Regions from separate parts of the Homo sapiens genome. Here region 1 is linked to region 2. The links are chromatin contacts, found by Hi-C in ENCODE. All regions are on one chromosome and are shown on one strand. The core of a region is the stretch at or near the end of the contact, and the rest is flanking DNA. Distances in the headings are between cores, read along the strand shown.

Evidence for each region. Hi-C counts contacts between places; a loop is a spot of excess contacts on that map. Pooled maps may share reads with other maps.
Region 1: a map of naive thymus-derived CD4-positive, alpha-beta T cell shows a loop between it and region 2 (2.6-fold over the local background). The contact joins the enhancer-like site here to the promoter of ODF2L in region 2. A Hi-C loop is called at or near these places in 3 of 168 maps with a recorded cell type or tissue (B cell and naive thymus-derived CD4-positive, alpha-beta T cell), 2 of 37 single-sample maps with no recorded cell type and 11 of 50 pooled maps.

The regions. Positions count from the first base shown.
Region 1 is chr1:87,044,829-87,047,528 of GRCh38, reverse strand. All of the region lies in intron 1 of HS2ST1 (heparan sulfate 2-O-sulfotransferase 1), which reads right to left. It also overlaps the pseudogene LOC100421465 and the pseudogene LOC100421468. Among named protein-coding and RNA genes, the nearest start is that of LINC01140, 84 kb to the left of the region's middle. RefSeq lists an enhancer at 2,393-2,492. Within about 2 kb of position 1,373, at least 2 of the 41 ENCODE cell types and tissues checked have a DNase peak (open chromatin) inside an H3K27ac peak, as active enhancers do; they include B cell, where a contact is called at or near this core.
Region 2 is chr1:86,395,069-86,397,768 of GRCh38, reverse strand. It overlaps ODF2L (outer dense fiber of sperm tails 2 like), which reads left to right and starts at 1,446. Exons shown (of 17, transcript NM_001366781.1): 1 at 1,446-1,736. RefSeq lists an enhancer at 1,472-1,521.

The sequences.
Region 1 (2,700 bases), core at 124-2,623, 650 kb before region 2:
AAACTTATAGAAGAAACAATCCTAGTAATTTTAGGTTTGGCAAAGATTTCTTAAATATGACACAGTAAACAAGAACTACAAAAACAAACATCAATATAGTGGACTTCACTGAAATTAAAAGATACAGAAATGAAAAGGAAAGCCACATAAAGGAAAAAAATTTGTGAAATGTATAGCCAACAAAAGATTTGTATCATATCAACAAAAAATGTGTATCTTACAACCTAATGAGAAAATAGCCAGTCCATTTTTTTAAATGAACTAAGGATTTGGACACTTCCCCAAAAAAGAGATATGCAGATAAGAAGATGAAAGACGTTTGTCATTAGAGAAAATAAAAGGAAAACTACAATGAGATAACACAAAAATTTGTAAGAATGGCTAAAACTGAAGACCGGTCATACCGAGACTTGTCAAGAATGTGGAGTAACTGGAATTCTCATGAACTGCTGGTGGGAATATAAAATGAGACAACCATTATGGAAAACAGTTGGACAATTTCTTAAAAAGTTAAACATATAGGCTGGGCGCAGTGGCTTGTGCCTGTAATCCCAGCACTTTGGGAGGCCAAGGCAGGTGGATCACCTGCGGTCAGGAGTTCGAGACCAGCCTGGACAATATGGTGAAAGCCCGTCTCTACTAAAAATACAAAAATCAGCTGGGCGTGGTGGGTGCCTATAATCCCAGCTACTTGGGAGGCGGAGTCAGGAGAATTGCTTGAACCCAGGAGGCGGAGGTTGCAGTGAGCCAAGATCGCACCATTGCACTCTAGCCTGGGCAACAGAGCTACACTCCATCTCAAAAATAAATAAAATCGACATGCACAGCTTTTTACATCTAGAACCTGCCGGTCTTTCAGGCCTAACTGGGGTTCATTCTGTTGATCTGATGCATTCGTTTCTTCTCCTTGACTTTGTACTTCAGCCCAGTCCAACAGAACTGGAGGTTTCCTTTTCCGCCATAGTTTGTCCATTATCAACAGATACCTGATGTCATCTTTAAAAAGCTTGGTAAAAAGTTTAACTGGATTATATCCAGTTGATTTAGCCCATTCCTTAGTGGAAATACGTTTAATGTCACCTTCTTTATTAGAATGTTCTAGCTCTGGCTTTGGCTTCTGTTGGTTCCCAGGCAGCTTCAGGGTCAGCTCTGTCAGGAGATACTTCTTAAGTACTTTGCCCAAAAGATGCAATGTATAGGTTCTGAAGGTGTGTTACAAATTGTACAGTCAGGAGAGGTTCTCTGGGTTGGCTTAGGATGACATTCGTAACACTTGGTCACACCCTCTTTGATAGTAGTTACTTGTCCAAGATACCCAGCAGTTCCACTTTCAATAAGAGGAACAACAGCTGCCAGGCACACTCTATTAACACGGTTTTGGGCAGCTCTGTTATCTAAAGCATTCATAACCAATATAAACTGTCAAAAATATGCCACATTATAGTCAGGGTTCATGATGCTGTCATGGTAGGCAACCATATTAGCTTTCAGGTAAAACTGCAGTGCACTTTCCCTGGCAACCTGTGCCTTTGATCTTCCAACATGTTTCTTTTGAAACAAAAACTGTTGAGGTTGCTGACATCAATAGTAACCAGATCAATCAGGTCGACGTGGGAGAAGCCGGTGAGCACAAGGTTCTTAAGGAGCTCACAGCACTGAGACTCTGAGAGTTCATTTAGCAGAAAAGGGGGATGGAGCTGAGCTCACATGGGATAAGGATGACCCATATGCAATGGATTTTGTTACCTCTGCTACAAACCTCAGGATGCATATTTTCAGTATGAATATGAAGAGTAGATTTGATATCAAATCAGTGGCAGGGAATATTATTCCTGCTATTGCTACTACTAATGCAGTGATTGCTGGGTTGACAGTATTGGAAAGATTGAAGATCTTATCAGGAAAAATAGACCACTGCAGAACAATTGTTTTGAATAAACAAGCAAATCCAAGAAAGAAGTTTCTTGTGCCTTGTGCACTGGATCCTCCCAACCCCAATTGTTACATATGTGCCAGCAAGCCAGGTGACTGTACGGCTGAATGTCCATAAAGTGACTGTTCTCACCTTACGAGACAAGGTAGTGAAACAAAAATTTGCTATGGTAGCACCAGATGTCCAAATTGAAGATGGGAAAGGAACAATCCTAATATCTTCTGAAAAGGGAGAGACAGAAGCTAATAATCACAAGAAGTTGTCAGAATTTGGAATGAGAAATTGCAGCTGGCTTCAAGCAGATTACTTCCTCCAGGACTATACTTTATTGATCAACATCCTTCATAGTGAAGACCTAGGAAAGGATGTTGAATTTGAAGTGTTGGTGATGCCCCAGAAAAAGTGGGGCCAAAACAAGCTGAAGATGCTGCCAAAAGCATAACCAATGGCAGTAATGATGGAGGTCAGCCTTCCACCTCCACAGCTCAAGAGCAAGATGATGTTCTCACAGTTGATTCGGATGAAGAAGATTCTTCAAAGAATGCTGACGTCAGTGAAGAAGAGAGAAGCCGCAAGAGGAAATCAGACGAGAAAGAGAATCTCAGTGCAAAGAGGTCACGTATAGAACAGAAGGAAGAGCTGGATGATGTCATAGCATTAGATTGAACAGAAATGCCTCTAAACAGAGCCCTCTTACTACTTAGTTTATCTAGGCAGAACCAGATTATTTGTTATGTCCTTTGTTCCAAAGGGGAAAAAATGGACAC
Region 2 (2,700 bases), core at 197-2,696:
TTGTATTCAAGTATCTTTATTCTATTTCATTGCCTGCTATTTTTACATTCTAGTCCCCATTTGTTGCCATGAAGATAGAAATCACAATTTCTACCCAACACTGTAGTGTTGCATCCTGCACACAAACGTACTTTAGTGAGCTCATATGTTTATGTTTATGTATCATCTATGGCTTTTCTTGGTAAGACAATGGCAGAGTTAAATAGTATCACAGAGACCATATGACCTGCAAAACCTATTAATAAAATATTATCTGGCTGTATGAGCACATTTTCATACTGCTATAAAGAATTGCCTGAGACTGGGTAATTTATAAAGGAAAGGGGTTTAATTGACTCACAGTTCAGCGTCGCTGGGGAGGCCTCAGGAAACTTACAATCATGACGGAAGGTGAAGGGGAAGCAGGACACCTTCTTCGTTAAGGAGAAGTGCCCAGTGGAGGGGAAAGAGCCCCTTACAAAACCATCAGATAGCTTGAGAACTCACTAGCATGGGGGTAAACGGCCCCCATGATTCCATTACCTTCATCTGGTCTCTCTCTTGACACGTGGGGATTATGGAACTGCCCCCATGATTCAATTACCTTCACCTGGTTTCTCTCTTGACACGTGGGGATTATGGGGATTACAATTCAAGATGGGATGTGGTCGGGGACTCAGAGCCTAACCATATCACTGGCCCTTTACTAAAAAATTTACTAATTCTGTCTCCCGCTTTAAATTATGAAAGGGACAATTACAGTACTGGTGGAAAAACATTGCTGGAGTGCTTTAGTGAAACCAATTATTTAGGTAGCAGCATGCCACGGTTATGGCTTAGTTGACAGTTACTCTACTTGTGAACTTCATAGGTTGGTGTACGATTCTTAACATGAATATTAAGTAGAGGCATTGAATGAAGATATTTTTCCAATTAAAATCTTGCTTTGCTTCTTCAGGACTTTATAAACCAGACCAGCTGGCTGTGGCACAGATACGAAAGACTTTGAGACCCTGAAGGCACCTTGCAGAACATCCTCAGGCTTCCTCATTTAACAGGAAAAAACCTGAGGCCCAGGGAGGCATCTCAGCTAAAAATACTACTATACATTTAAAAGGAGGTTTCTTCCGGTCGCAGTTGCCTTCACGTTTTCAAATCTTCTCTTTAAAAAGCAAAAGCAGGGCACAACCAGGCCAAGCGCCAGAAAACTCGGAATTGGCTTTATTTCCTTTTTTTCTAGTTGGGCTCGGTTATGATTTTCGGTAACGTACACAAATGCTGTCCTTGTCCATAAACAAACGCTTAAAAAAAAATGTTTACCCGAGAAACAAGGATAGACACGAAGCTGCCCTCCCTGCCCCGTTCCTCACCCTCTCCAATAGCTATAGGCGCTGCCCGCCGTCCCTAACCCGGACCAATCGGCAGCCTGCTGCGGGCCTGACGGGAGGGGTGGGGCCGCCGTTGCCAGAGAAGCCACTAGCCGGTTACTAGCTGCGCTTTTGTTCCACTTGAGCGGGCACTCTTCTGCGGCAAGCAGGTCTAGGAATTCGCCTGGTTCCCACCTCGCGTCCCTTGCCTTCCTTCCTAGTCTACCCACTGTAGTGCCCCCTGCGTCCCGCTCCCTCCTAGCCGACTCAGAGCACAAGAAGGATTGCCACGGTTTCCATTGCAGCAGCCGTGGCGCCTCTGACCCTTTTTTTATATCGCGGCGACGGCGGGCTGTCGTCACGACGACGTGCGGACGCAGCGGCGGGGGCGTAAGTACGCCTTTTGGGTTGGGGGCGACTTTGTGGGGAGCCTAGCTGCTGCTGGGCGTTTACCGCGGGAGCCCTTAGCGGTCTGGAGGTGAGGGCAGTGGTGGGTCCCGGAAGTAAAAGGCCCTCGCGCCCACCCAGCCCCCTCCGCGCAAACCCTCCACCTCCCTCAGGCTGACTACCTGGCCTGGGAAAAGGGCGGCGAGACTCACTCTTAGGAAGGGTGTGGTCCCCGGGACATCAGGGCAAATGTTAGCGTGAGGTGGGCTTGTGCAGAACGAAGTCCTGACCGGGCCGTTCCTGGATATGGTTGCATTTCTTTCAGAAATAGTGACCTCTTAATCATTGGGCTGGTTTTTAATCGCCCATCATGTGATATATCAGATTGTAGGAAGCCCTGGGGGCTTCGTAAGTGAGGTATATTACAGGAATCCTCAGGAAATAATTCCTTCTCCAGGATTCCTCTAGGTTCCAGCCCCTATAGGCGACCCCTGTAGTGCGGGATTGACCTAGGGTCGTGGAGAGTGCTAAAGGCCGACTTGTGTTCAGTCCCAGCTCTGCCACTGAACCCGCTGTGTGGCCTTGTCTAGGTCACTGAACCTTCCTGGATTCCTTACTGATAACTGTAACAGTAATCATCACTTTGGGGTGGTTGTAATACGAGATTAAGTAAACGCAGGGCCATTAAGGTGGCACCGAATGTAGGTGGTTAGTGAGTGGTGGTGCTTGTTGTTTACTGAGAATAACCATACTGGGGCTGCTGTTGGGGATAAAATCTATTTCGAAGACAGTTTCCTCATCACGCAACGCATAGTACGGTTTCAAGTGTTTTTGAATGAATGAGGTTCTTGGAGTTTTAAGTGCAACTGAGTTAAGGTTAAAGAAACAAACCGGGCCGGGCGCGGTGGCTCACGCCTGTAATCCCAGCACTTTGGGAGGCCGAGGCGGGCGGATCACGAGGTTAGGA